Regions from separate parts of the Homo sapiens genome. Here all the other regions are linked to region 3. Evidence: read pairs that join two places in POLR2A ChIA-PET (ENCODE). Cell type or tissue: MCF 10A. All regions are shown on one strand. Links, peaks and the distances in the headings refer to the core of each region. The heading gives the core; the rest is flanking DNA.

Region 1 (7,760 bases), core at 2,172-6,171, 91 kb after region 3:
TTTTGAACTTTATAGTCAAAATAAACATAAAGAGCTCAAATGATTTCCCCCTATAACCCACTGTCAAATAAGCAGGGGCAAGCTTCAGTTTAAGTGAAAACTAGGGGTTGATTTATAGAAATTATTTCTAAATGCAATGACTACAAGAGTCACTTCCAACATAAAGTATATCATTAAAAAAATTAAATTGGTAATTTCTTTTAGTATCTGTACTATGTTGTGATGTAAGGTTTTATCTCACCCTCCTACCCTCCCCAAACCTGCTCCCGTCCAGTCTTTCCCATCACAGTAAGTGGCAACTCCAGTCATCTCAGTTGCTGCTCAGGTCAGAAACCCTGAAGTCACCCTTCACTCCACGCAATCTCATCTCTTCCCTTAGAATGTGCAACCACTTCTCTCATGTCTGCCACCATCCTATACCAAGCCATCAGCGTCTCTTGCTTGGGTTTACTTCAATGAACATACCCACTGGTCTCCCACCCTTGCTTCCTGATCAATTCTCCACAGAGGCCAGAGTAATCCTTTTAAAACAGAAGTCAGATCATATCACTCCCCTGCCAAAACCCTCCCACAGCCGTACACTATCTGATTGCATCTACTACTTTCTCCCTTGATGATGATGTCTCAGCCCTGTTTCTGGAAGATGTCACGTACACTCCTGCCTCAGGGCTTTGCAACTGCTGGTTGTTCTGCCTGGCATGTTCTTCCTTCTTGTTATGCAAACAATTCACCTTCTTCAAGTATTTGCTCAAATATCAGCCCTCAGTAAGGCCTTTCCAAGAACCCTATTTTAAACTGCAAACTCTTTCATCTATAGGCGCCCTCTCATCTCTGCATTATTTCTCTCCATAGAATTTATCACCTGCTGATACACTGCTTTTTACTTACTTTGGTTAATGTCTTATCTTCCTATCAAAATGTAAACTACTCAAAGGTAGTAATTTTTGTCTAGTTTGTTTTCTGCTGTATCCCCAGCAACTAAAATACTCAAATTTTTGATGAATGAATGAATATGCCAAATGATTGAATTGTAAAAAACTTTATGAACTGAGAGGTCCTAACTCCAAAAAGAACATTAAAGACGAAGTGTAAGAGCATTACAAATGATCGCCAATACACACAAAGGCAGAGTTGCAGTGAAAATCAACAGCCAGCTGAACTGTGGGTGAAATTCCCTTTATATAAACATGGCCTTATAATCAGATGACCTCAGATGGGTCTCTGGTGTGTACAAAGAAAGCAAAACCAATTTTCCCATGAGTGCCTCTGGACACTCATGTAAGAGTTACAGATGTTGACTACATTTAAACATTTATCATGCTTCCAAAAACATATTTGTAAGAGAAAAAAATATAAAAATAAAAATGTACAAAGTTCTTTATTAAAATAATAGCTTAAATAAATCCTCTGTCAACACCAGACAGAGTCAGTGACTGGATCTAGACTCTAGAGCTTAGAGCTTTTTACATAGTTACATGAAAACATTTGAATCCGTCTTCACAGACAGTGCCACGATGACAATCTGGTTAAAACCAATAAGCCATCTTCCAGATGCAGCTTAAGAGTTCAGGCGAGAAAAGGAACTGAGGAAAATGACTGTACATAATATGGTTCTCATTCTATTTGCCTTTTTTCGTCTTGGCTGTCTTCTCCTTTCTTTTTTTCACATGTTTAGGAATTTTGTTTTTTCTTTTCTCTCTCTGGGCTTCCTTGACCATCTTTTTTCTTTCCTGTAAAAAACAAACAAAAAAGCCAACTTTCATTCATTTGGAGTATGCATTTTTTGTTTTTGTTTTTTGTTTTTTGTTTTTTAGACAGGGTCTTGCTCTGTCGCCCAGGCTGGAGTCAGTGGCGTGACCATGGTTCACTTCAGCCTCCACCTCCTGGGCTCAAGCAATCCTCCCACCTCAGCCTCCTGGGTAGCTGGGACAACAGGTGTGCACCACCACACCTGGCTAGGTTTTTTTGGGGTATTTTTTGGTAGAGATGGGGCTTCGCCAGATTGCACAGGCTGGTCTCGACCTCCTGGGCTCAAGTGATCCACCCACCTTGATCTCCCAAAATGCTGAGATTACAGGCATGAGCCACTGCACCCACCTGGAGTATTATTATGATTATAACTAAATAAAATACACACATAGAAGAATAAAAGTGAGTGTAATGTAAAGAAAAGAAAAGAAAATGATTATGGGTTGGTGGAGGAACTTGGGGTGAAAACTGTCTTTCAGTTTTTTCTTTTTAGAGACAGGGACTCACTCTGTCACCCAGGCAGGAGGGCAGTGGCATGACCATTGTGCACTGCAGCCTCAAGCTCCTGGGCTCAAGCAATCCTCTTGCCTCAACCTCCCCAGTAGCTGAGACTACAGGCATGAGCCACCATAACCGGCCTTGAGCTTCCTCTTTTTTTTTTTTTTTTTGAGACGGAGTCTCTGTCGCCCAGGCTGGCATGCAGTGGCGTGATCTCGGCTCACTGCAAGCTCCGCCTCCTGGGTTCACGCCATTCTCCTGCCTCAGCCTCCCAAGGAGCTGGGACTACAGGCGCCTGCCACCACGCCCGGCTAATTTTTTGTATTTTTAGTAGAGATAGGGTTTCACCATGTTAGCCAGGATGGTCTCGATCTCCTGACCTCGTGATCCACCTGCCTTGGCCTCCCAAAGTGATGGGATTACAGGCGTGAGCCACCGCGCCCAGCTGAGCTTCCTTAATAGAAATGTGAAGACAGCCAAACAGAAATATCCCTAAGAATGTTATTAAATGTTTGCAAATACTTTTCTTTACAAGTTCCATATTCTAACAGAAATAGACATTGGAAAGAGACAAAATATGTGTTTCTAGTAGACATATGAGAAAATATGCTAGCAGCTGAGTATGTCCCTCAGAAGTCTTGGGACCCACATTGTATAAGGTTTAAAGGATTAGACTAAGATGGAATAATAATAGTCACATAGCACTCAGTCAGCAGTGTCTCTATGTCTATGGCTAGGGATTAAAGAAATACAAGAGTCCCTTCTTATCCATGGGGGATATGTTCCAAGACTCCCAGTGGATGCTTAAGACTGTGGATAGTGCCAAACCCTATATATACTATGCTTCTACCTATACATACGTACCTATGATGAGGTTTAATTTATAAATTAGGCACAGTAAGAGATAATAACTAATAACAGAATGGTAACAATATACTATAGTAAAAGTTATTTGAATGTGGTCTCTCTCTCCAAATATCCCACAGTATCATACTCATGTGACAGTAGCTTCTTCATTGGCAGATGCAGCCTCTCTGGTAATTTTTCTATTTTTTAGTCCAAACCTATTCCTGAATCTGTGTAACTATTCCTTACAGTAAATGGCCTGGTGGCACTCATTTCAGGGGAACCCTTGCTGAAACCTTTGAAACCTTCGTATAGGCTCAGTGCTTTCTGGTGCAACATGGTGCCATCAACTGGAAGATGTTTTTGTTTACGTCTTTCACCCACAAATTTCATGCCTTTTCCATCTTAACTAAGCAGTTATCACATGCTATGGTCCTAAGTTTTGCAGTTTGGGGTGAGACAGCAAAACCAGCACAAACATCTTTTTCCTTCTCCACAATGTCACGGATAAAAGATTCTCACCAGCAACTTCAGCATATGATTCTTTTCCTTTTATTTATTTTTTTGAGACAGAATCTCACTCTGTCACCCAGGCTGGCGTGCAGTGGCATGATCAGCTCACTAGAACCTCAAACTTCTGGACTCAAGGGATCCTCTTGCCTTAGCCTCCCAAGTATTTGGGACTACAGGTGCTCATCACCAATGTTTTAATAGAGACGGGGTATCACTCTATTGCCCAGACTGGTCTGGAGTGATCCGCCCTCCTTGGCCTCCCAAAGTGCTAGGATTACAGGCATGAGTTCCTTGTTAAGTCAAGAATGGTCACCTTTCCACTTAAAGGAAGCATTTTATGGCTTCTCTAAAGCATACCTGAAATTCCAACATCACTACTCCTGTAATTTACGGTCATTATTAAGCAAAGTAAGGGTTACTTGCACACAAGCACCACAACATCACAGCAGCTGAACTGATAGCCAAGAAGGCTACTAAGTGACTAACGGGTGGGGAGTGTCGACAGTGTGAAGACGCTGGACCACGTGATGATTCACATTCCAGGCAGGATGGAGGAGGACAGCATGAATTTCATCACACTACTTAGGACGGTGAGCAATTTAAAACTTATAAATTGTTTACTTCTGGAATTTTCCATTTAATATTTGCAAACCAAGGCTGACTGCAGGGAACTGAAACAGTAGAAACTGAAAGCATGGATGGGGGGACTATTATATGGTCTTTCAGATTCCAGAAACATCAAGCTGGGCTATAAATCCCCCTGAAATGGCTCTTCAGTATTTACCCTGGGTCAACTCTAACATCACTTGTACTTCATGTGAAATGTACTGAATTTAGTGCGTGCTCTCTCTAGGCAATGCCCAAGGTGCTCTGATGAGCAGCCCAATCTCAAGATAATGTTACCACCAAAAGTCAAGTTCACACTTAGGTATTAAAACTGTAATTAGAGGTACTTATCAATAATGTTTTCAGCCATCATAATCTAGCTAGATCCTTGAGCAAAGAGAAATAAGAGCGGCTGTGCTCCCACACTAAAGAAAAGGGGAAGGTATTTCATTGCTTACTTTTTTATCAATGTCAGGGTCCGTGGTGTGTTTCTTGGGGCGGGCATGGTCTCCCTGCTCTTCAGAGTCTGTGTCAGAGCACTCAGAGCTTCCAATATCTTCTGAATCAGAACAAGTCCTTTCCTCCACTTGATTTTCTAGGAGTGCAGGGACCTTGAAATTATTAAAGAACCATGTTATTCTAAACAACACACAAACCAAGTTATGTGTTGTTGTTAAATGTGTTAATGCCAGAATTCAGATTTTAGGCTCGCAAATATATGTTAAAAACTAACATCCTGTACTGAAACATCAAAACACCAGAATGAACATCAGGAGGGAAACATGAAAGTAGCCACTCCAAGTAAGGCTCCAGAACATACTCAAATGAAGGAACCAGGGCTTTACTGCGTGACCTAGATCAACAACAGAGCTGTTCTCCTTCTTTCAGCTAATCAGGAGCATTTAGTTGGGATTGGGAAAGAGGCAAAATATACATAGAGGTAGAAAATGAAGATTTATATGGATAACTTCACAGCTGTTTTCCTGTGAACCACATTTCTAGCAATAAACTAATCCAATTGGGAGGGAAAACAATATGTGAAGAAGAGAAATTTTCATTACTTCCTGAAATTCAGCAGTTGTCTAATACAGCGCTTCCTAGCAGTTTTTAAGAGTGAGGTTTCCCTTTTATAAGAAAAAAACAGATCTTTAGAAGTCAATTGTACAACAAGATTTTCTAGCTTGCTGCAATAAAATCTTCATGCTCTGGAATCCAAAGCATAACTTCCTTATGACACCTGTTATTATAACTCAGAAATGCAAAATACCAGAATTCCCCTAATTCAATTCTTTCCACAGAAAAGACATGATTTTAAGAAAGCAAACTGTGATCCTTTATTTAAGTCTTCAATTAGGAAGATTTAAAAAAATAAAGACTGCTTTTATGACTGCCTAAGTTAGAATTACTTAATCCCTGCCCTTCTAAAATGTAAAACAAAACAAGATTGTTTTAAGAAAAAAGAACATCACAGGAATCCAGCACAGCAGGACTTGCTGAACTCATGAGATTGTTCTTTAACAAGTAATACCCTGGTAGGAGACTACATTCCAAAGTTCTCCTAAGCTGGTTGTAAAACCATCAAGAAGCACAATGGCTATCATTAAGAGCTCCACAAATGACGACCAGGATACAAAAAGATAAATACCTCACCTGCAATCACTGAACAATTCAGAGACAGAAAGAAAAATAAATTAATTTCCAAATTTCAGTGCTGTGTTTAGAAAGAACACAAAAATGGCATTTCTGAAGATGTCCACAGACTTTGAAAGCAATTATAACATTTTAACAATATAAAATAACATTTAGTTCTAATAATATTAAATAATAATAAAAAACAGTATGACTAGAGTTTATATCCTTTAAAACTGTTTTCACATAAACAAACAGTAACACATGTTCTTCATACCTTCTGAACTCCTGACAAATCTTTCTTCAATCCTGTAACAGTCTGGTATAGAATCTTATAACCAAAATGAAAAAAAAAAAATAAGGATCAACATAAAACTAGACAATGAAATATGCATATTGCACTATTAAGAACAATGTGGGTTAAATAATGTCTCCTATGATTATAAAAAGGTATCTAAAATTAATCTCACTGTAACACAGGAAGTTTATAATATTGATATTATTTCTGTCTACCAGATCTACTGGCCAAATCCAACCAGCCACCTGGTAGTTGTTTTTTTTTTTTTTTGAGACGGAGTCTTGCTTTGTGGCCTAGGCTGGAGTGCAGTGGCGCGATCTTGGCTCACTGCAACCTCCACCACCTGGGGTTCAGGAGATTCTCCTGCCTCAGCCTCCTGAGTAGCAGGGATTACAGCTGCCACGATGCCCAGCTAATTTTTATATTTTTAGTAGAGACGAGGTTTCACCATGTTGGCCAGGCTGGTCTCGAACTCCTGACTTCAGGTGATCCACCCACCTCGGCCTCCCAAAGTGCTGAGATTACAGGTGTGAGCCTCCGTACTGGGCCTTTTTTTTTTTTGAGACAGAGTTCCGCTCTGTAGCCTAGGCTAAAGTCCAATGGCGCAATCTCAGCTCACCGCAGCCTCCGCCTCCCGGGTTCAAGTGATTCTCGTGCCTCAGCCTCCCCAGTAGCTTGGATTACAGGAGCACGCCACCATGCCTGGCTAATTTTTGTATTTTTAGTAGAGACAGGGTTTCACCATGTTGGCCAGGTTGGTCTCGAACTCCTGACCTCAAGTGATCCGCCCACCTTAGCCTCCCAAAGGGCTGGGATTACAGGTGTGAGCCACTGCGCCCAGCCTACCTGGTAGTTTTTACAGATAAACATTTGCAATCAATTTGAAGATAGCAAACACAAACTTTGAGCCCCAATTAAGTGAAATATTATCTGCCCCACATCAAATAATTCCACTCTTCTTTAGTATACTTGTATTACACAAAAGTGTATTCAACTATTATTAAAGTATTTCTAATTTCACGAATAAAAATTGAGGGTGAATTTTTTTCTCTCTTGTTACATAAGGACCTACGTAATCACCTCAATTTTGTTTCTTGGCTTGCAAAGCCTAAAATATTTACTATCTGACCCTTCACCAAAAAGAAATTGTTCCTGAATGATGTATGTTAAAGAAATATATGTTAATGGACCTAATATAATAACCATTAATAGCCTAGACTTCTATCTGAATCTTGTTTCTACAATTACAGCTTGTTGGATTCATTCAAATGTGTTACCTCCTCTCATAAATTCCAAATAATTCCCTTTGCGTTCAATGTGCACACAAGTTAACACAGATAGAGTTAGTCATTTCACTAGCTCAGAAGCCAATATTCAAGATTAGGGGAACTTAAAAGGCCCAGATAGGTTTGGGACAGTCCCCTACTACTTTTGAAGAGCTGCTTGCTATATACAAACCAAGCTACTTACATTATCTTGTTGGGCATTCATGGCCATGTCCTCTTCCTTCAATTTCATAATTATGTCCATATCCCTCTCATAATTTTTCACTTCATTCAAGGTTCTAGGAATATATGCTCGCTTAAACACCTAACAGAGAGGAAAAGCAAAATCAAAACTG
Region 2 (5,463 bases), core at 240-4,239, 63 kb before region 3:
ACTCCTAAAGGATCTCCCTCTCCTGCTAGGATTCTTCAGACCATGATCTGAAAACAACTGATTTAGAGTAAGTAATGCTTTGGGTGCTCTTCCAAGAATTCTATCCCACCTTTTACTTTTGTGATACCCAGTTAATCCTTTATGACCTAACTTTCCATTACATCAAAGGAGCATAGGGTCCAGAATCTTACAGGAGTGCATGACTTTTCCACAGGCACTTCTGGCTTGCTTGTCAGGCCACCTGAATTAGTATTGCTTCTTTCTCTCATAATCAGCCATATGCTAATCCCTCCTGTTCTCTATTGGACAGACCAGAACCTCTAAGGAGGGCTGAGCTGACTTGCTTGACGAGACACAAAAGCACTGCTACACAGCAAGAAGGTTGAACTGTTGGACACAGGCACTGCGGGGGGCAGCGCTGCCCTCCCTCCAGGCAGCCTAAGTGGCCCTGAGGACATACCTTGGCGATTGTCATGGCCCTGATCTTCTCTATGTCAATCATGCAGTAGTGCCAGGACACCAGGCTCTTCATGTTGATGTAGAGCTGGTTCCACAGAGCCAAGATGGCTTCGTAGTACTGCTCAATCCTAAGAGGCACAAAGGGAAAACATGCTAGAGCCAGGCTTTCACACTTCATCCCAAATGGGAAACCTGGACACGCTCACACCACTGCACAAAAACCTACAACAGTCACTGATAAAGTAACAGGTAGAGGTATAACTTTGAAAACAGTTCATGGATTTGGATTCATTTACTCCCCAAAAGTACATTCTGAATTATCTACATTATTGGCTGACATATATACTACAACTTTTTGTTGTTGTCTTGTTTTTCGGCAACTTTGTAATTGACAGAGGTCTAAGGCAGGATGGCAGGTGCATTAGATGCCAATGACCCAAAGCTTGGTCATGAGCACACAGCAGCTTACTACACTACTCTCCCTATTCAGTGTGTGGTTGAAGATTTCGATACTAAATGGTTTAAAGGAATCTGCCATGGACAACCTGTTAAACGAATGTTCTTCCTACAATGAGTGAATATTGATATTAAAGGCATTTTATATTTGTAGCTACATGTATAACAACTGATTTTCTAAGAAAAGGAGAACCTTAAAATGATGCCTTTGAAGTGCATGACAAGTATTATTCACTCTGGCCCCACTACAGTCAGACATTCCTTTTTTTTTTTTGAGATGGAGTTTTGCTCTCGTTGCCCAGGCTGGAGTGCAGTGGCACGATCTCAGCTCACTGCAACCTCCCCCTCCCAGGTTCAAGCAATTCTCCTGCCTCAACCTCCCGAGTAGCTGGGATTACAGGCATGTACCACCACACCTGGCTAATTTTATATTTTTAGTAGAGACAGAGTTTCTCCATGTTGGTCAGGCTGGTCTCAAACTCCTAACCTCAGGTGATCCGCCCACCTCGGTCTCCCCAAGTGCTGGGATTACAGGCATAAGCCACCACACCCGGCCAGATATTCCCTTTTATTCTTCAATAACGACTGTCTATTCAACATAAAATTGCAAGACAAAGTGAAGGTGACCTTCACAAGGTTCCTTTTTTTAGAAGGTGTTTATTATGGCAAGGCATCGTGTGTCTAAGCTTCAGGTATAAACACCTGCCCTCTTCCTCTGCCCTCACATTCATGCGTGCATGCGTGGCTTTGGGAACTTGGATGACTTACTTGCAAGAGAGGTCCACGGCCAGTGGGTTCGGAGGAGGGATGATCAGCCCCACAGAGGGAACAAGCATGTCAACGCCTCCCGGGCCCGTCACGTACCACTTGCTGCGCTCGTTGTTGTCCTTCAGGATACACTCATCCCCCTTATGCACGATTTTCTGTAAGGCAAGCAACCCCAGGGTTTGGCTTTATTCATAAGTATGTGTTTTTATTTTTTTTCTCAATGATGGAAACAGAGATGAACACATGCGAATTATTAAAGCTTTTACGTTTTTCCCCTCAAATGAAGCTGATCATCATACAACCCAACAATACCGATGCTTTAAATAATACATGTGAGCCTAAAAGGTATACATGAAGTGAGCTACATTTTATTTATTTATTTGGTCTCACTGTGTCACCCATAGTGAGAGACATTCACTTTATATGCAACATAAAAGCATCATTTCTCATTTCTTTTATCAGAAATTTAAAGATGAGAGTGATCACAGACAACTTTGACATACTAGAAGAAAAGTATTAAGCCTTGCGAATTTTTAAAAGTTCTAAAAATAACTACTGTCCTTGTTATTGACAACTACCATATGATTCAGAACAGAGCTGCTGCTTTTGTTCCATAGCTGCTGATTTCATAGATCAAAGACATTGACTGTGGTGATTATTGAACTCTAGATTAAATGTTGCTTTCTTGATGGACAAAAATTTGTGTGTAAAGACAGGGAAAACTTTTGTATCATTCTAAATGAGTACACACCTGATCTTGTTTGTAGTCACAGAGAGCTCTGAGAATAATGGGTTTATTGCTTCTGTAGTCTGGGTTACGAGGCTTCAGCTGTACAATCTTCTTAGACTTGTTTACCAAGTTCTGCACCTGACGCTTGTATTCAAGGATTTTCTCTCGTTCTTTCTGCAATGGTGAATAAAATCATACTTAAACATAGATACCCTGTGAGTTTTAGAGGAGATTTTCAACCTGCATTAATGTAGCTACATGACACACTGAGTATCACTGCAGTTGCATCAATTGTAAAAAATCACAAATTCGTCGGCAGGAAACATGAGAACCTTTCATGACAACACTCTCCAGAAGCTATGCAGGCAGGAATTAAGTGGGCAGGGAAGAACATCCTTGTGTGAAAGGGCTATGCTGATAAAATTTGAAGTATGCGTTCCCAAAGGAATTGTCATGTGAAGTAATGTTCTCTCTGTTCTTATTTTCAACCAATTGCCCAGACTGAAGCAAAAGTAACTGTCAAGAGTAGTTGGGCATGTAAAGAAGTTAATTTTGAGAAAAGCCACTGGAAGCTGAAGAAAATGCTTGCTTGGCTCTGGGCGTGCATTGTACAATAATACTAATCAGAGCCAACTGCATCCAAGGCATGTGTTTTATCTCCCTGATCAGGCACAGCTGCTGAGGTTCTGGGTCTGAGACGATACCTCCAGCTCCTTGATCTGTTCCAGCAGGTGCTGCAGGGGCATGTTCTTGTCGCAGGGGTACTTCTTCCTGATGGAGTCCTGGAGCCCCTTCAGGTATGCTTCAGTAGACTGCGCCTCTTCAAAAAACTGTGAAGGATGAGAGTGATCAGTGAATGAACAGCAACTCAATGAGCAATTTCATCTAGTAGTTCTGTTTCAAGGATTGTCATCCCTAAACATCTCTTTGACAGGTGGCTAAAGGAAAAAATTCGTGCAGAAAGTATTTAGGTATGTGGCAGCGGGAAACTATTTGTAGGACTGATGGCAAGGTTGCAAATCTATGCTACTCTGCACTCAAAATCAATGAAGAGGATTTATGCAACATTTTGAAGATTATTTTCAGTGCTTTATAAAACACACTCAAAAGATTAGGTATTAAGACCTAAATAACAACAAAATTATCACTAAATATAAAAACCTGAAAGTAGGCAGCATTTTCTTTCAGATGAACATCAATGCACTTGGTGATCTGAAGAATCCAACTCCACTGCGTCTGCAGAGTGTCCATATAGGCCTGAAACAAGAAAATGTCAGCTGTCTTAGCCTAGCTCAGTTGTACAGATGCATGAACACCAAGAGATAGGTGAGCCTGCATGAAAGCTAGTAAGCAGTTTTTATCTCATTCTAAGTCAAGCAGATATTTTTCTAAAAGTTGGAAAGAGAATTTCTCACCATATATCTCTTGGTATGGTCAAAACTAAATTTTAAAATCAGCTTTCACAAATAGACACCATGAGGAGTCTTAGTCAAAATATGTATCACCCAAATAGCAGAGATACTGACCAATCAGAACTGTCACTGGGGCTAGCACTGGAGTGGCATCCCTTTGCCACACCGAGCCCTGTTCCTGGAGGATTGCTGAATCATGGGGAGGTTCGAGGCATCCAAGCAAAGGGCTTAGGGGGCTCAAGACAGTGATTCTTACCAACTGATATGGAACTTTCTGTGTTTTTTAACAAGCAGTATGGCCATACCAGTGGTACCAGCTAATGTCAGCCTTGAGCGTGGCCCAAAGATGGCAGTCTAGGGCAGCGGTCACCAAACTATAGCTCAAGGGCCACATGTGGCCCACTTCTATTTGTAAATAAAGTTTTATTGGAATACAGGCACACTCATTCATTTACACAGTGTCTATGCCTCCTTCTGCACTATAATAGCAGGGTTAAGTAATTGTAACAGAGACCAAATGGCCTGAAAGTCTAAAATACTGATTGTCTGGTCCTTTCCTGAAAAGAGTTTGCCAACCCCTGGTGTAGGGTATTGATCCCAAAATAGAAAATAAAGTTGGCACGGCTTTAAGTCATATAAGAATTACTCATTTGGTTAGTCTTACTTTATGAAAAGTTTTTTTTTTTCTAACAAAAATATAAACCTCATGAAGCCTACCTCAATTTTGTCTGAAGCTGGATGCTGATTGAGGACAAGTTGGTCACTTTCTTGTTTCAGCTTATTGAGCTCTTTTTCTTTAACTTCCAGTTGACTCATGCGTATCTGTGAATGAAGAAATAAGAAATCCTTTGCAGCAAGTCATCATTAAACTTCCATCACCCCCACAGTACTTTTTAAAAGTGAAATACAAAACTGCATTTTGGAAATGAACAATGCCAAAGAATCACGCTGTTTTCCTCAAGAATCACAGCATTTTTAAGGCTGAAAAGGATGTTTGCTACAGGAGAGGATGTGGCAGAGGCTTACTCAAGATGACACAGGAGGAAAGAAGAGCTACATCCATCCTGAGGTTTTCTAATCCCAGGCTTCCACCCACCCTCCTGCAGTGCCACACACATCCTGGGTTATCTGAACGTACCAGTTCTTATCCTCTCTAAACAAACTACGGTCTTCTGGGATATTAAACAAGGTATTGCCCCTCTTTTTCTTTTTAACTTTTATTTTAAGTTCAGGGATACATGTGCAGGTTTGTTACACAGGTAAACTTGTATCACAGGGATTTGTTGTACAGGTTATTTCATCACCCACGATTAAGCCTAGTACCCATTAGTTATCTTGCCTGATCCTCTCCCTCCTTCCACCTCCACCCTCTGCCCTCCGAAAGGCCCCAGTGTGTGTTGTTGCCCTCGATGTATCCATGTATTCTCATCATTTAGTTCCCACTCCTAAGTGAGAACATGTGGTATTTGGTTTTCTGTTCCCGCATAAGTTTGCTAAGGATAATGGCCTCCACACGGAGAAGTTTTCAGGAAGGAAGGATTTTTCACGACCATTTCAAAGAAGGCTGAATTGCAAGTGGCTGATTAAATTATTAATAGACCAATCATTCCCCGAGACCCCAGCTCTTCAAGGCAACAG
Region 3 (7,760 bases), core at 1,764-5,763:
TCCTCTTAAGTTTATGTGGACACCATAGCACCGCTGACATTATTCTGGTAGTTCCTTGTAGAAAACAAATGTCTCATCTTTGATGGTGTTGATAAACATAAAACACCTGTGCTCCAAGTGCAGTTTGTCTGAGGACAAAGGCAGGACTCTGATATACAGAATAAGCGACGAAGACAGGTTAAGAATGCTGACTAGAGATAGTAGCTTGTTTTTGCTCCACTTATATGTAGGTCTCAATGATGCATGTATTGATGGATGTGAATATGTGGCAGAAAATTGTTTCCATTTTTTGGATCCAGTTTAAAAAGATAAATTAGATAAGACTGCCCATGGAGAGCTTCTAGTTGACTTTCAACCATGATGTCCGATGATTCAATAATAGTAATGGCTAACACTTTTTTTTTTTTAAGAGATGAGATCTTGCTATATTTGCCAGGCTGGTTTTGAACTCCTGGGCTCAAGTGATCCTCCCTCCTCAGCCTCCCAAAGTACTGGGATTATAGGTGTAAGCCACCGCACCCAGCCACTAACACTTATTGAGCACATACTGTGTGCCAAAACTGTACCAAGGGCTTTACTTGACTGTCTCATTTTAACCTTACAGCAGGTTTAAGAAGTACATGTCATTATCATCTCCATTTTACAGATAACCAAACAGACTCATATTGATCAAGTTACTTTTCTGAGCTTATATTTCTTTTTTTTCTTTTTCTTTTTTCTTTGTTTCTTTCTTTCTCTTTCTCTTTCTTTTTCCTTTTTTTTTTTTTTTTTTTGTGAGACAGAGTCTCGCTCTATTGCTCAGGCTGGAGTGCAATGGCACGATCTTGGCTCACCGCAACCTCTGCTTCCCAGGTTCAAACAATTCTTGTGTCTCAGCCTCCCGAGTAGCTGGGATCACAGGCATGTACCACCACACCCAACTAATTTTTGTATTTTTAGTAGAGAGGGGTTTTCACCATGTTGGCCAAGGCTGGTCTTGAACTCCTGGCCTCAAGCAATCCACCTGCCTTGGCCTTCCAAAGTGCTGCGGTTATAGATGTGAGCCACCACTTCTATAATCACATCTATCTATAACCACACGAGCCCGGCCTGAGCTCGTATTTCTTATAAAGACACAAAATAGAGATTGAAGGCCCAGCGCAGTGGCTGGTGCCTGTAATTCCAGCGCTTTCAGAGACTGAGGCAGGAGAATTGCTCGAGGCCTGGAGTTTGAGACCAGCCTGGGCAACATAATGAAACTCTGTCTCTATTAAAAAATTTTTTAAAATTAGCTGGGTGCGGTGGCATGTGCCTGTACTCCTAGCTACTTGGGAGGCTGAGGTGGGAGGATCCCTTGAGCCAGGAGGTTGAGGCTACAGTGAGCCATGATCGTGCCAGTGCACAACAGCCTGGGTGACAGAGTGAGACCTTGTCTCAAAAAAAAAAAAAAAAAAAAGAGAGTTTTTTTTTTTCCAGGGAGTTTGTCTCCAACGTTTTTGGTTATTGTCGTTCTTATGTATATGTGTAGAATATTTTCCAAATTGTGGTAAAAGACACATTCACAGAAATCTTAACCGTTTTTAAGTGTACAGTTCACTGACATTAAGCACATTCACACATTGTGCAGCCGTCACCACCGTCCATCTCCAGAACATTTTCATCTTTCCAAACTGAAGCTCTGTACCTGTTAAACAATAACTCCCATTCCCCTCCCCCACTCTAGCCTTTGGTAACCCACATTCTACTTTCTCTCTCTATGAATCTGACTCCTCTAGGTATCTCAAATAAATGGAATCATCCAGTATTTGTTTTTCTGTGTCTGGCTTATTTTTACTAAGCGTAATGTCCTCGAGGTTCATCCTTGTTGTTGCATGTGCCAGAATTTCCTTCCTATTTAAGGCTGAATAATATTCCATTGTATGGACAGGCCACATTGTGTTTGTCCATTCATCCATCATCATGGGTTACTCAGTTGCTTCTGCCTTTTGGCTATCACAAATAATATTTCCATGAACACTGGTGTACAAATATACCTTCAAGATCCTGTTTTCTTTTCTTTTCTTTTTTGTTTTTCGAGACAGAGTCTTGCTCTGTCGCCCAGGCTGGAGTGCAGTGGCGCGATCTCAGCTCACTGCAACCTCCCATGCCTGGGTTCAAGTGATTGTCCTCCCTCAGCCTCCCGAGTAGCTGGGATTACAGGCACGTGCCACCACGGCTGGCTAATTTATTTTTGAGACAGAGTTTCACTCTTGTTGCCCAGGCTGGAGTGCAATGGCACGATCTGGGCTCACCGCAACCTCAGCCTCCCGGGTTCAAGCAATTCTTCTGCCTCAGCCTCCCTAGTAGCTGGGATTTCAGGCATGTGCCACCATATCCAGCTAATTTTGTATTTTTAGTAGAGACGGGATTTCACCATGTTGGCCAGGCTAGTCTCAAACTCCTGACCTCAAATGATTCACTCACCTCGGCCTCCCAAAGTGCTGGGATTACAGGCATGAGCCACTTCGCCTGGCCGCCTAGCTAATTTTTGTATTTTTTAGTAGAGACAGGGTTTCACCGTGTTGGCCAGGCTGGTCTTGAACTCATGACCTCAAGTGATCCGCCTGCCTCGGCCTCCCAAAGTGCTGGAATTATAAGCGTGAGCCACTGTGCCTAGCCAAGACTCTGTTTTCAGTTCTCCTGGATGTAACCCCAGTGGTGAGATTGCTGGATCATATGGTAATCGTCTGTGTAGTTTTTTTGAGGGACTCCCATACTGTTTTCCACACCGGCTACACCATTTCACATTCCACCAACAATGCACAAGGGTTCTAATTTCTCCACACCCTCACCCACCATTATTATTTTGTTTGTTTCTGTTTTCTTTTTTTTTTTTAAGTACAATTTCCATTTAATTTTTTTCCAGAGAATAGTTCGTCTTCAGTCTTTAAGGACTCAGCTCTTTACATGGACTTTGCTGGCAGTTGTGGGGCAGCACCCGCAGGTCTAAACGGGGTGGGGGTGTTCGGTCCTTGCGGGCTTCATGAGATCGATTCCTGACTACTTTGCTGTGAATTGCACAACTCACACAGTAACGTAGCTTTACATACAGCTCGGGAAGCACATAGACATCGAAGACGCTCGCTTCAGAAATGTCCCTGACTGCTGCGGTCTCCACTATGTTTCGAGAGACGAATTTCTTAATGGGTTTGTCCTTGGGCACACATAGGGCACAGTTTGTGCAGCGAATAGGCTATACGTGGCCGCGGCTCTTTTTGGCACAATTATTGTTCCTTCTTTTCTTCATCATCTTGAAGACACGGACCAGAGAGAGGAGTTGTTTCTGTTTTCAATAGTTGCCAACCTTATGGCTGTAAAGTGTGTCCCTAAGACTTTGAAATTAGTTATATGCCAAGTCTTTCCCTTCTAGACCTTTTCTTCTTAATTCAATAGCAACACACACACTCAATGGAAAGATCTTGATCATAATATGGCAGCTCATGAGGATTCATGCTCATTACACTCTTCACTGTCCTTGCTGGTCAGTTCTTTGGTAAGCTGGTAAGGTGGTTGGTTGGGAAGGCAGGAATGGATAATATAAAACTACCTTCTCTCTCTAGTCCCGAGCCCTGGGGATGTGAAAGCACACTTCTTCCTCTTTTCTCCCTCTTCTATACTTTTAGGGGGTCTCTCTAAGCATTTAGGAAACATGTTGAAAAGAAACACGTCACATTACAGAAAAGATCAGCCTATTCTGATTCCATTAATTTTAATGGGAATGATCTTTCAGGAAACCTGTTCTGACTTGATCAAGGGCGCTTGGTCTAGGCAGATTCTCCACCTGGCATTCAGAACTTGACAAAAGGTGTGGCTGCTGAAGCAGAGAGGAATGACTCACACCTGCCCACGACTCAGCAGGGGCCCTACCCAAGGCGGGTCCCTTTCTCCTCCTTCTCCCTGTTTTTCCTCTGTCTGCTTCAAGCTCTCAGGCCTTCTCTGCTTCCAGGCACCCTGGGAAACAGTGGCTGAAATAACACAGGAATGAATCATCCCCACCTGACCAAAAGAAGGGAAGGCAGGAGCAGCTCTTGATTGAGTGAGTTTCAAGGCCCGAGTTCCCCAACTCACAGCCACGACAGCGTCAGAGCAGCTTCTGCTTCCACGGCATCTGGCTCCGAATCTGGACCAAAGCCAGCTTTCATTAGGATGCCAGTGCACGGAGGCAGCAAGCGAATGCTGTTAATTAGGTTTGGGGTGTATCCTGGCAATTTAAAGAATCACCCAGTGTTGCAATCATAGAACTGTGGCATTTTAGGGCTGAAACGGATTTCACATATACAATGTCATAGAACTTCAGAATTTAAATAACTGGCTCACCAGAGCCAATGGCTTCATTTTCAGGATATTTTCAAGCCGGTTTACTTCAAATTGGTAGTTTGAAATGGGCCTTTAGTGGGATTATTTACACCACAGAAACTGACAAACACTACAAATCAGGCTTATCTCCCCTCCCACTTCACTAAGAGCTGATTGTTAAAAAATGTACTAGCCCATCATTGACCTTGTCCAAATCCTTCATTTATAGATGAGAAAACCTCAGCCTAGAGACAGGAAATGACTTACCCAGGGTCATGCTATTAATTAGCAGCAGAATTTAGAATCCAAATCTTTTGCGTTCTTTTTTTTTTTTTTTGATACAGAGTCTCACTCTGTTACCCAGGCTGGAGTGCAGTGGTGCAATCTCAGCTCACTGCAACCACTGCCTCCTGGGTTCAAGCGACTCTCCTGCCTCAACTTCCCATGTAGCTGGGATTACAGGCACCCGCCACCACACCCAGCTAATTTTTGTATTTTTAGTAAAGACAAGGTTTCACCATGTTGGCCAGGCTGGTCTTGAACTCCTGACCTCAAGTGATCCACCTGCCTCAGCCTCCCAAAGTCCTAGACATGAACCACTGCGCCTGGCCTTTTGCATTCTATTTCAATGAGTGGATGCTGAAAGCATAGTCTGGTCACACCAGCCTAGAATCCTGTCAAAAAACAGAAGCAGGAGGATGTTATTGCACTATTAATAGGGAGTGAGGGACAAATAATTCCTCTGAAAATAGGTTCTCAGGGGAAAGAGACTGACTGCTATTAAACCCCTCCTGAAATTCCCTCTCATAGTTTAAGCTGAATATGGGGCAATGTTCTTACTATACTTAGGTGGAATGCAACAGGGAGATGCAGACACAATCGTGTATTTGTAATATCCTCAACAATTAGAGGCTTCTTTGCCCTTGAGGGGAAAAGTGGCATGCCCTGTAGGCTGGGGTCAACAGCGTGACCACAAGTAAGAAGAAACAAACTAGACTGGAAATACGTCATTTAGAATGGGTTATTGGACTCGCTCTATTGTCTTTGTGATAAATGTGAATTCAACACGAAAGCAAATTAACTTTGATGCTCGCATTTTCCCCCACAGTGTGATTTTTCTGTACTTGCACAGCTGAGCTCAAAGTTCTGGTTAGGACTTTTACAGGAGGATAAAAGTCAGGAAAGCATGGACACTTATAAATTAGAGCAGCATGCATGGTGGCTCACGCCTGGAATCCCAGCACTTTGGGAGGCCAAGGCAGGAGAATCACTTAAGGCCAGGAGTTTGAGGGCCAGCCTGGGCACCATAGTAAGACCCCATCTCTACAAAAAACTTGAAGGCTAGCCAGGTATGGTGGCTCAAGCCTGTAGTCTCAGCTACTGGGGAGGCTGAGGCAGAAGGATCACTGGAGCCCCGATTGAGCCATAGCACTCCAGCCTGGACAACAGAGCGAGACTGTCACCAAAAGAAAAAAAAAAATTAAAATGTAAGACAGGCAAGGCAAGGAAAGGATGGATGGAAGAGATGGAAACTCTAGTTAGAGGGTGCATTCCACCTTCTTAGGGTGGCTCTGGGGAGCCAGTATGAACCAGTTCCAGGACAATACCAGATAGGATCAATACCACATGTTATTTAAATTCTGAAGTTCTATGACATTGTATATGTGAAATCCGTTTCAGCCCTAAAATGCCACAATTCTATGGTTGCAACACTGGGTGATTCTTTAAATTGCCAGGATACACCCCAAACCTAAGTCAGAGGGTGCAGCCACAAGAGCTGACTCTCGGAAAGGTAAAGGGACAGCCCCACCCCACAGAGGGCAGCGAGCCTGCGGGGAATGATGGGGCCTCTGCTTCCATGTGGTTGAATCACCTGGACTAGTGAGACCTGAACAGGAGCTGGAGTGGCCAGGTTGCATGGGATGCAGGAGAAGGGAGGAATGGGCCAGATCTCTCCAGTGGGGCTATCCACGCCACAGCCTCCACACTCACGCTATAACCGTCTGCAGTTTGTCTGGTCCAACCTGCCCTACGATGAGTGAGCTCTGCCGAAAGCCACCAGCGTCCTTCTCGTCCTTTCCTAGAGGCTCATCTCAGTCCCAGCCTCCTCCACCGCGGCAGTGTTTGCTACACCTGGCTCCAAGGGAGAGCACTGCCTCCTTTCCCGCATGCCCCAGCTGCACCGCATGACTCGGTCCGTTACACACTGCAGTGCTGGTAGCTCTTTAGCCTATCACTGGGCTCTTGGCCCTGCTTGTAGTCACTGTCTCCTGGGAAGAGTGACAGGATTCCTGGTGTCCCTGACCAGGACAAGGGGTCATTCATGCTGGGCAAAGGAAGAGGGAGGCCAGGCCTGGACAGGCTGCCGTCTTGCCCAGATGCAAATGCCAGTTGTCAGAGCAGGGGCCCCTATGTGATGGGAGCAGAAAGAGGCCAGCGAGTGGAAGCCACCCCCTGAAGCAGGGAGCCCAGCCAAGAACTCCAAGGGGCCATACCAACTTCGGGCTGGGGTGTGAGGAACTCTGCTCCCTTTTGGAGGGAAACCCACGAGCCCCATAGAGTACCATGGCTGTGCTGGCAATGAGAACTGTATAGCCTGCAGATCTGATGTTTACTGTATTCTTTTGCTCTCTGTTGGCAATACTTAGAAAAGTCTTTGAAAGTTCCAGCATCTAACAGTAAGAGGGGAAAAAGAGGGAAAGGGTTGTATCTACTCTTGGCCAAAATACTAAAGCAGCAGCAGCTTGCTAAATAGTTAAGGTCCTGGTTTTTGTTTTTTTGTTGTTTGTTTTGTTTTGTTCTTGGGATGGAGTTTCACTCTTTTTGCCCAGGCTGGAGTGCAGTGGCATGATCTCGGCTCACCGCAACCTCCGCCTCCGGGGTTCAAGTGATTCTCCTGACTCAGCCTCCTGAGTAGCTGGGATTACAGGCATGCGCCACCACGCCTGGCTAATTTTCTATTTTTAGTAGAAACGGGGTTTCTCCATGTTGGTCAGGTTGGTCTTGAACTCCTGACTTCAGGTGATCCGCCCGCCTCGGCCTCTCAAAGTGCTAGGATTACAGGTGTGAGCAACTGTGCCCAGCTGTTTTGTTTTGTCTTTTTGAGTCGGAGTCTCACTCCGTCACCCAGGTTGGAGTGCAGCGGCACGATCTCAGCTCACTGCAAACTCCGCCTCCCAGGTTCAAGCAATTCTCCTGCCTCAGCCTCCCGAGTAGCTGGAATTACAGGCACATGCCACCACGCCCAGCTAATTTTTGTATTTTTAATAGAGACGGGGTTTCACCATGTTGGCCAGGCTGGTCTTGAACTCCTGACCTCAGGCAATCCACCCACCTAGGCCTTCCAAAGTGCTGGGATTACAGGCGTGAGCCACCACGCCCTGCCGGGTCCTGGGTTTTAAGGTGATTTTTGATTTATGCCACCTCCTCTTTGAAATCCCTCTCCA
Region 4 (7,546 bases), core at 3,547-7,546, 78 kb before region 3:
ATTAGCCCTTGTAGTTTCCCCAAATGGTTTCAACTCCTAGAATCTAACCCATTTTATATTACTTTTTAAAATTTTTTCAAGCCCAAGTGTCAAACCTTGGTTTCCTTTTGCACTTTGTTTACCCATGTGAAGGAACTGTGGGGGAATTTTTTGGTGAACAATTATTTCTAAAGGCAAATAGCACGGTTCTCACTTAAAAAAATAGTCATAAGACTATAAATAGGCAGCACCATAAAATACAGAAGTGGCTAGAAGCTGGTAAGAGAGGAGTATGAAGTTAATGTATTCATACTCTGCCTACAGTATCTTTTTTTTTTTTTTTTTGAGACGGAGTCTGGCTCTGCCACCCAGGCTGGAGTGCAGTGGCGCAATCTCAGCTCACTGCAACCTCCATCTCCCGGGTTCAAGCAATTCTTCTGCCACAGCCTCCCGAGTAGCTGGGACTACAGGCACATGCCACCACACCCTGCTAATTTTTCTATTTTTAATAGAGATGGGGTTTCACCATATTGGCCAGGCTGGTCTCGAACTCCTGACCTTGTGATCTGCTCGCCTCAGCCTCCCAAAGTGCTGGGATTACAGACGTGAGCCACCGCGCCCAGCCCGGTATCCTTACTTTTTATTTGCATTTCCATAGTTAGCTGGTTGGTCTGGAAAAATGTGAGACTATTTCTGATGTGACATGACTCCTGATAAAAAGTTCTAGTGTATATTTCCCTGTTTGTATATGTGAACCAAATTAAAACTTAGCCCACGTCAAACATATCCTCTCTTCAGGATACAGCCCCATGTCATCTCAGAGCTTCATGACAACATTGGCACAAGCCTGGAGGGAGTAGGAAAGATTTGTCAATTGACTGTACTCTCTAGTTACTGTTTCAGCCCGAGGAACTGCTCTACACTGATGCTGCTGATCTGTTTTGATATCACTTTCCTGGAGTGGTCTCCAGACTCCTGTTCTAGGCTAGGCCTCTGTTATGGATTGGATTGAGTCCCTCAAAAATGCCTATGTTGAAGTACCAACCCACAATGTGACTGTATAAGGAGATAGAGCCCTAAGAGGTAATTAAAGTTAAATGAGGTCATAAAGGAGGGGTGGGTACTCTAATCAGATAAGACTGATAGCCACCCATGAGCCAGGTTTCACTAGAAACCAGCCCTGCCTGCATCTTGAGCTTGTACTTTTAGCTTCCAGAACTGTGAGAAAATACACTTCCGTTTAAGCCGCTCACAGTCTGTGGCATCTTGTTATGGCAGGGTGAGGTGACTAATATAGTCTCCCAGCTCTAGCATAAGGAATTTCCTTCATTTTTCCCAATACAGCATTTACCACATTTTCTTCTTCCTTTTGGATTATGAGGGCTCTTTTTCACCATGTATTTCTAGCACAGACTCCATGGCTTCTGGCACAATGCATGGCACGCGAACTCAGTATTTAATGCATAAAATTAATTTCAACTCCTCCAAATTAGGAGAGGGAGTAAGGAAGAAGAGGTGAAATAAGGAAGAAAAGAGTGCTGTGGAGGAAAAATAGCCCATGCAATGAGAATGGAGGTGACTTTCACCCTAAGTACCAAAAGCCCCCAATAATTAATCTAATCTTGATTTTTGTTCTATACAATTAGCATGTTTTCCTATTTTCTATCTGTACTATAAAATTTGTATTAATATATACTGCTGACATTTGAAAGTTGTCCCACTGATTGCTTTATCTGTTTCTGTCCCCACCCATATTGCCAATGCTTTGTTGTCGGGGGCTTGTAAATTCTACTCAGTCTTCATAGTACCTAACCCAATACTAGACATGGTGGGTATTCAGTGAAGTCATGTTAATCTAATGACAAATGTGTGAATTTCAGTAGTTTCTCTTTGATCCAAAGGAATAGGCTTATACTTCCTTGTCCTTCAACAGAGAGCCAAGAACTCTTCAGAAATCATTTTCATGGGTTCCAGGACAATTCTTTCCTCTTACGGGACAAAGTGAAACACTATCTATTTTGAGGATACCCAAAAAGCATCTTAGCAACTTCATGTTTTTTCAATGCTATGATGATGACTTTTGCCAATGCTACTTGGTACTCAATGTCCAGAATAAACTAGAACAGGTTATTGACCTCCAGGCTGGCCTCTTTACACAGGCCTTCTTTCCAAGGACTCCATCGGGTACATGACAGGCATCTGAGAAGTACCGAAAGGACTAACTTCAAAAGACCACCTTCTAGTAAGAATTCAGAACCAAATAGTTTTTTAATGGTATTTCTTCACAGGTATTTAGTAAACAAATATTTTTAGACCTATGATAAAAATATGCTAAATGTTTATACATGCTTATAAACATATTAAATTAAAACACAAACACTTCAAAAGTCTAAAAGTTTATTGCCAGAATAGCAAACTTCATAAAGACACCTTAAAGTACATCGAATATGACAAGCAAAATAAACAGAAAACTTTGACCAAAGAAAAGATTGCCGCTGTCATGCACAGTCAAATTAATACCAAACCAAACAAGTACATCGAAGAGTATATGGGTTATACAATCCACACTCTGAAACTAAAGGAGACTCATTCCAAAATGCTTGGTTTTGGGTTGGGGGTTTGAGAGGGGGGCTGGTGCTGGGAGGGTAATTTTCTCCTAATACAGAATATGGAAATATTTAGATGAGAAGCAGAATGACTAAAATATCAGTGATCCATTTAATTTTTATCTCCAAGAATAGAAAACTGTATTATAGGCTTCCAAAATTAAAGAATTGATCAAAAATCGAAACACAGAAGAGAAGAAACAAATCCTAAGTTCGATTTGTGCTATTGTTACAACTGATTAGCACTTCAGACGCACTGCATCCAAGTGTACTGCTTATTTAAGATGAGCTAAGAAGATAAAAAGCCAGAACAGCCTTTACTATTTGATTTCAATCATGGCTATATTTTCTGTAAGCATAGAATGTCCTATCACTCTACTGCAAGCACCGGGATTTTCTTTTCTATTATTTAATAAAGTGGAAATTCATATAAATGAAGTCAAGGTATAGCAACCACTCCCAACTGACTACTAGTGCCCAATAGAACTACTGCTAAATGAGTAGGAATAAGAGTAGGAAGAATTCCCTGTGGCGTCAAAGCTTCCTCTCCGGGACCCACTGCGGGACCCGGAGCGAGATCCGGAGCGAGATCCCGAGCGGGAGCCGGAGCGGGACCCCGGAGCCGAAGACATGTTGTAAGGGCTGGGTAAGCCCTTGGACGACACGGAGGCGGCTTCCAGAAGGCGCAGCCCAGTGATATCTTCTACCATGGAGCGATTTATGGCATCCTTATAGGATATTTTTAATTTGGTTTTGGGGCAGGTCAGGATTTTGGCATAGCTGCTGGTGTCTTGCAGCCTCTGTGCGGCGCGGCCATCTATGAACCCCTTCCGGATGGCTTCTTCGGTGCTTATCCTCCCATGCACTTCCGGGTCAACAAGACCTCCCGTGAGGTACTGGAACTCCAGGAAGCGCTGGCCAGCCTCATACGGGAGCCATTTTTCTTTCACTGCCTCTGCTGCTGACATCTTCTTCTTTCCCTTCACACCCTCGAAGCCTATGAAGGCTTTCTGAGCAGGCTTCAGCCTGGTGGCCATGTCTTGGTCAATCACACCCTGGGAGACTGCGTCCTGAAGTGACAGCTTCTGGCCCGTGGTTGGGTGGATGATGCCACCTGTGCAGGCCTGAGCCTCCAGAAGCCTCTGACCCGTGATGCTGTCAACGATGCCCCGCTCTATACCTTCTGTAATGGAGATTTTCTCCAGGTTTTCTGTGTCAAAGATGGCTGCAATGGGGCTCGATTCTTCCAGGGTGTCTGAAAAAGAGCTGCTCCTTATGGTTAAATTCCTGACGCTGGATATGGTGGAAATCTTACTTACTGATTCATGTCGGGAGCTGCTAAAAACATCATCGCTGACACCACTGCCCATGCTGCTGCTGGTGCCGACACCATTTTTCAAGGAGATCATGTCAGCAAATTGAGTGAGGCTGAGGCTGCCGGATCGGTACTGATCAAAGAACTTCCTGTCAACAAGGCCCTTGTCAATAGCATCTTGAATATCATACTGACTGCCTGTCTTTCTATCTACCAGGACCACCCTGGTGGAGCCATCTGATCCCGTGATGGTTATTTCTTCCCATTCACATTCCTGCTCACACAGTTCTTTGAAGGTTTCATAATCAATTAGGCCCTTCTTGTAGGCCTCCTGAACAGACATTTCTTTATTGGTTTCTGGGTCAACTATGACCACTCTACGCTTCCTGAGGGTATTCTTTTGTGATGTCTGCACCTGTTTCTTCTTTTCTTTCAGAGGCAGAAGACAGAGCCCTGTTTCCTCATCCTTAATGCATCTTTCTTTTAGTTGCAGATAGGTAAGATTTTCTTCAGTGTTGGGGTCAAAAAATCCTTTGGTATCATCACTTGGATCTGAGAGAATCTCACTGAGTTCCTCATTGAAATAGCCCCTCTTATATGCTATGTCAACTGGTAAACGATGGCTCTCCTTTGGGTCAATGATCCCCCCGGTTGCGATCTGTGCTTCTAATAAGCGAATACCGTGGCCCTTTTCGATGAGTTCCTTATTCATGGCTTGGAACAAAGAGATGATGTTTCCTGTTTCAGGATCATTATACCCAGTGACAGCTCGTTCTGCAGACAGGAGCTTCTCTTTGAACTCAATGCCCACCAGACCTCTCTTGTAGGCTTCCTCCACTGGTAACCTCAAGTTGCTAACAGGATCCACTATAAAGCCAGTAGCTGCTTGGGCTTCCAGCAACTCCAGAGCAGTACCAGGTCGGACTAAGCCAATTTTCATGGCCTCATAAATGCCAAGCTTCTGTTTTGTGGTCTCATTGTATATGCCTGCTATGCAGCTTGAACCCTGGAGGAAGTCCTTAATTCTCTCACCAACCTCGTCATAAGAAATCTGACCAGATTCCAGTTCATTGACAGTGGACGGTCTCAATATACCAGAATCTACTAGCTCAGTGACGGTCACAGGTTGTCTGATTCCTTGGAAGGACATGCTTCTCTTCTGTACTGAAAGCAAGAGCAGACCAGTATGTGGTTCGATTCTGCACCGTTCCTTCAGCTGCACGTAACTGACCTTCTTTTTGGTGACTGGATCCACAAAGTTTTTCTGACTATCTCGGGGATCATTCAGGGATCGATACAAATCTCTATCAATCAGCCCCCGGGCCAAGGCGACATCTTTTGGCAAAAAGACACTGTTCACAGGGTCTACTACACCCCCTGAAGCAATCTGGGCTTCCAGCAGGCGCATTCCGGTTTCTCTATCAATCAAATTTTTCTTGATGGCTTCTGAAACAGATACTGTCTTGCCTGAAAATGGATCATCAAAACCAGTGATAGCTTTTTCTGCTGCATATATCTGCTGACGGTCATCGAAGTCAATGAGGTCCCGAGCTATGGCACTGTCGACAGTCAGCTTCTCATTCCGATGGGGATCAATTATACCACCTGTAGCTGCCTGGGCCTCCAGAAGCATGACTGTGGATTCTGGGCTGATTAATTTCTTTCTCTTGGCCTCTACCAAAGAGTATTTTTCCTTAGGAGAAGCAGATGCTCCAGCGATAGATCCTGCACCCCGAAGGAATGGCTGGATTTCAGAAGCAACTTCTTCCACTGACTTCTTCCCCTTCAATAGTTTGTCCAAGGTTGTTTTGTCGATCAGCTGACACTCATAGAGCTGCATTGCTGTCACCTTCTTCCTCAGCCCATCAAACACCAGCTTGGAGGTGTCAACGGTCCACTCACACTCAGTCTGGGTCTCTCGATGGGACCCATATGGGCGCTGTCTGAGTTTATCAATCTCCCTCTGATATCGGGAGCGTTCTGTTTCTAACTGTGACTGTGTCTCCCTGGTAGAATCCTCCAGCTTACGCCTGCACCTCTCTTCAATTCTCTTGATCTCTGCTTGGAGTCTTTCGATCTCACTCCTAAGACTGTTCTTCTCTCTCTCACTCTTTTCTCTTTCCGATTCTATCTTCCTAATAGCCTCCTCCTTGCGGGAATATTGAGTCTTCCACTGATTCAGGTCATTCTGAATTTGCTGTTTCTCACACTCCAGGCGCTGTTTCACCCTGGTTTCTGCCTCTAGAGTTGATTTTGCACGATTCAGCTCATCCTCCAGCCTCTGCAGCCTTGCCTTGTCTTGCTCCAGGACTTTGATTTTCACCAGAAGGCTCTCTCTTTCCTGTACCACCTGAGTACACTGATTCTTTGATTCCTGAATCCTATTAGATGCCTGGAATTGAAGAAGAAAGAAATGGGAAAAAATAATGTTTTGAATCATATCATATTACTATCACGACTTAACTTTCTTTTGTGTATCTATCTTTAAAAAAAAAAGCCTTGCTTATTTTTTCTTTCTATATTGTCCCTGGATACACTGTGAGCTTGTTATTTTACAAATTTGTGGGAAAAATTCTGTATATGTTGCCACTTCAATAAATGGCTTCATACTTACTATTTTTTTCTATAGAAGGAACTGTAAGTTGCAGACCTGTCTTACTCTTAACAATAATTATGCTTTGAAAAAATGTGGGGAGTTTTGTTTCAGGTTATCATACCTGCTACACCTACATCTCACCTGTTACAGCTAGATGAACATACTTAATGAAGCAATACAAATATATGAAGATATATATTATATAAAATATATATTATAGATAAATATATATTATGTAATTATATAATTATATATATAATATATAGATATACACACACACACACACACACACACACACCAACCCAGCCACACACAAATATTGTCTGTAGAAGTTAAATAAGTTATTTTTAAATTAAGGGTTAGGAGAAGGAAAGTCAAACAAAAGGAAACACACTAGGGCCATGATCAAAAGCGAACACTAAATAATCCATGCAAAAAAATCATCTAAGCAGGCAAAAGAAAAAGTGTTTTAAAAATTGCATAGGGAAACACTTTAGTATGGCTTCTATTTAAGAAAATTTTCATTACAAATGTATGTCATAGCTCACTAAATAAGAGCTAACTTCTAAGAAGTAGAATGGAACATTCGGAGGAAGTTATACATGTATTAGTGTTCTTAAAAGCAGGGCCAAACACAGGCTACCCAGAGATCAGCATTTGATGCAATTAAAGAACAGCAGGGCACACAGCATTGAAATTATTTTAAAGCAGTTACCTGGATTATGACAGGAAGTAGTAGAGCAATAAAAAGAAAAATTAGATTTTCTATAAGCATCTATTTAAGCAGAAAGAGCACAGTTCAGATGAGATAATAATGTGATGAATAATTTGAGAAACAGTGAAGCTGTGATCAAGTATTTGTGAATACCTCTAAAGCCTGCTTTTGGAATTTCTCAATTTCCTGTCTCAAATTTTCCCTCTCTCTCTGTAAATCATTAATCAGCCCCTGCAGTTCCAGGGTCCGGTTGTTGCTGATCTGCAGCTGGCTCCTTAGTTCCAAGATGGTTGCATTTTTATCACTGTCCGCTTCGCTTCGTCCTCTCCTCAGGT

Evidence for each region. Peaks named below come from ENCODE experiments on the same cell type or tissue, not always from the same donor. Only the 100,000 strongest peaks of a DNase experiment are listed, where the experiment ranks them.
Region 1: POLR2A ChIA-PET joins it to region 3 with 6 read pairs; 3 of 35 experiments call an interaction of 5 or more read pairs at or near these places.
Region 2: POLR2A ChIA-PET joins it to region 3 with 5 read pairs; 2 of 35 experiments call an interaction of 5 or more read pairs at or near these places.
Region 4: POLR2A ChIA-PET joins it to region 3 with 5 read pairs; 4 of 35 experiments call an interaction of 5 or more read pairs at or near these places.

The regions. Positions count from the first base shown.
Region 1 is chr6:7,411,301-7,419,060 of GRCh38, reverse strand. It overlaps RIOK1 (RIO kinase 1), which reads right to left. Exons shown (of 17, transcript NM_031480.3): 14 at 7,610-7,729; 15 at 6,119-6,172; 16 at 4,671-4,823; 17 at 1,024-1,730. The coding sequence ends at 1,620. Among named protein-coding and RNA genes, the nearest start is that of RIOK1, 25 kb to the right of the region's middle. RefSeq lists an enhancer at 5,398-6,168. In MCF 10A, for the core only: no CTCF peak of the experiment used is centred there; a DNase peak (open chromatin) is centred at 4,120.
Region 2 is chr6:7,565,561-7,571,023 of GRCh38, reverse strand. DSP (desmoplakin) reads right to left here. Exons shown (of 24, transcript NM_004415.4): 8 at 4,543-4,647; 9 at 3,575-3,670; 10 at 3,118-3,243; 11 at 2,435-2,587; 12 at 1,684-1,838; 13 at 461-587. Among named protein-coding and RNA genes, the nearest start is that of SNRNP48, 22 kb to the left of the region's middle. In MCF 10A, for the core only: no CTCF peak of the experiment used is centred there; no DNase peak of the experiment used is centred there.
Region 3 is chr6:7,501,711-7,509,470 of GRCh38, reverse strand. It overlaps the pseudogene RPS26P29. Among named protein-coding and RNA genes, the nearest start is that of DSP, 36 kb to the left of the region's middle. RefSeq lists an enhancer at 3,242-4,441. In MCF 10A, for the core only: no CTCF peak of the experiment used is centred there; a DNase peak (open chromatin) is centred at 3,980.
Region 4 is chr6:7,581,388-7,588,933 of GRCh38, reverse strand. DSP (desmoplakin) reads right to left here. Exons shown (of 24, transcript NM_004415.4): 23 at 7,365-7,546; 24 at 2,220-6,292. The coding sequence ends at 3,056. Among named protein-coding and RNA genes, the nearest start is that of SNRNP48, 5.0 kb to the left of the region's middle. In MCF 10A, for the core only: no CTCF peak of the experiment used is centred there; no DNase peak of the experiment used is centred there.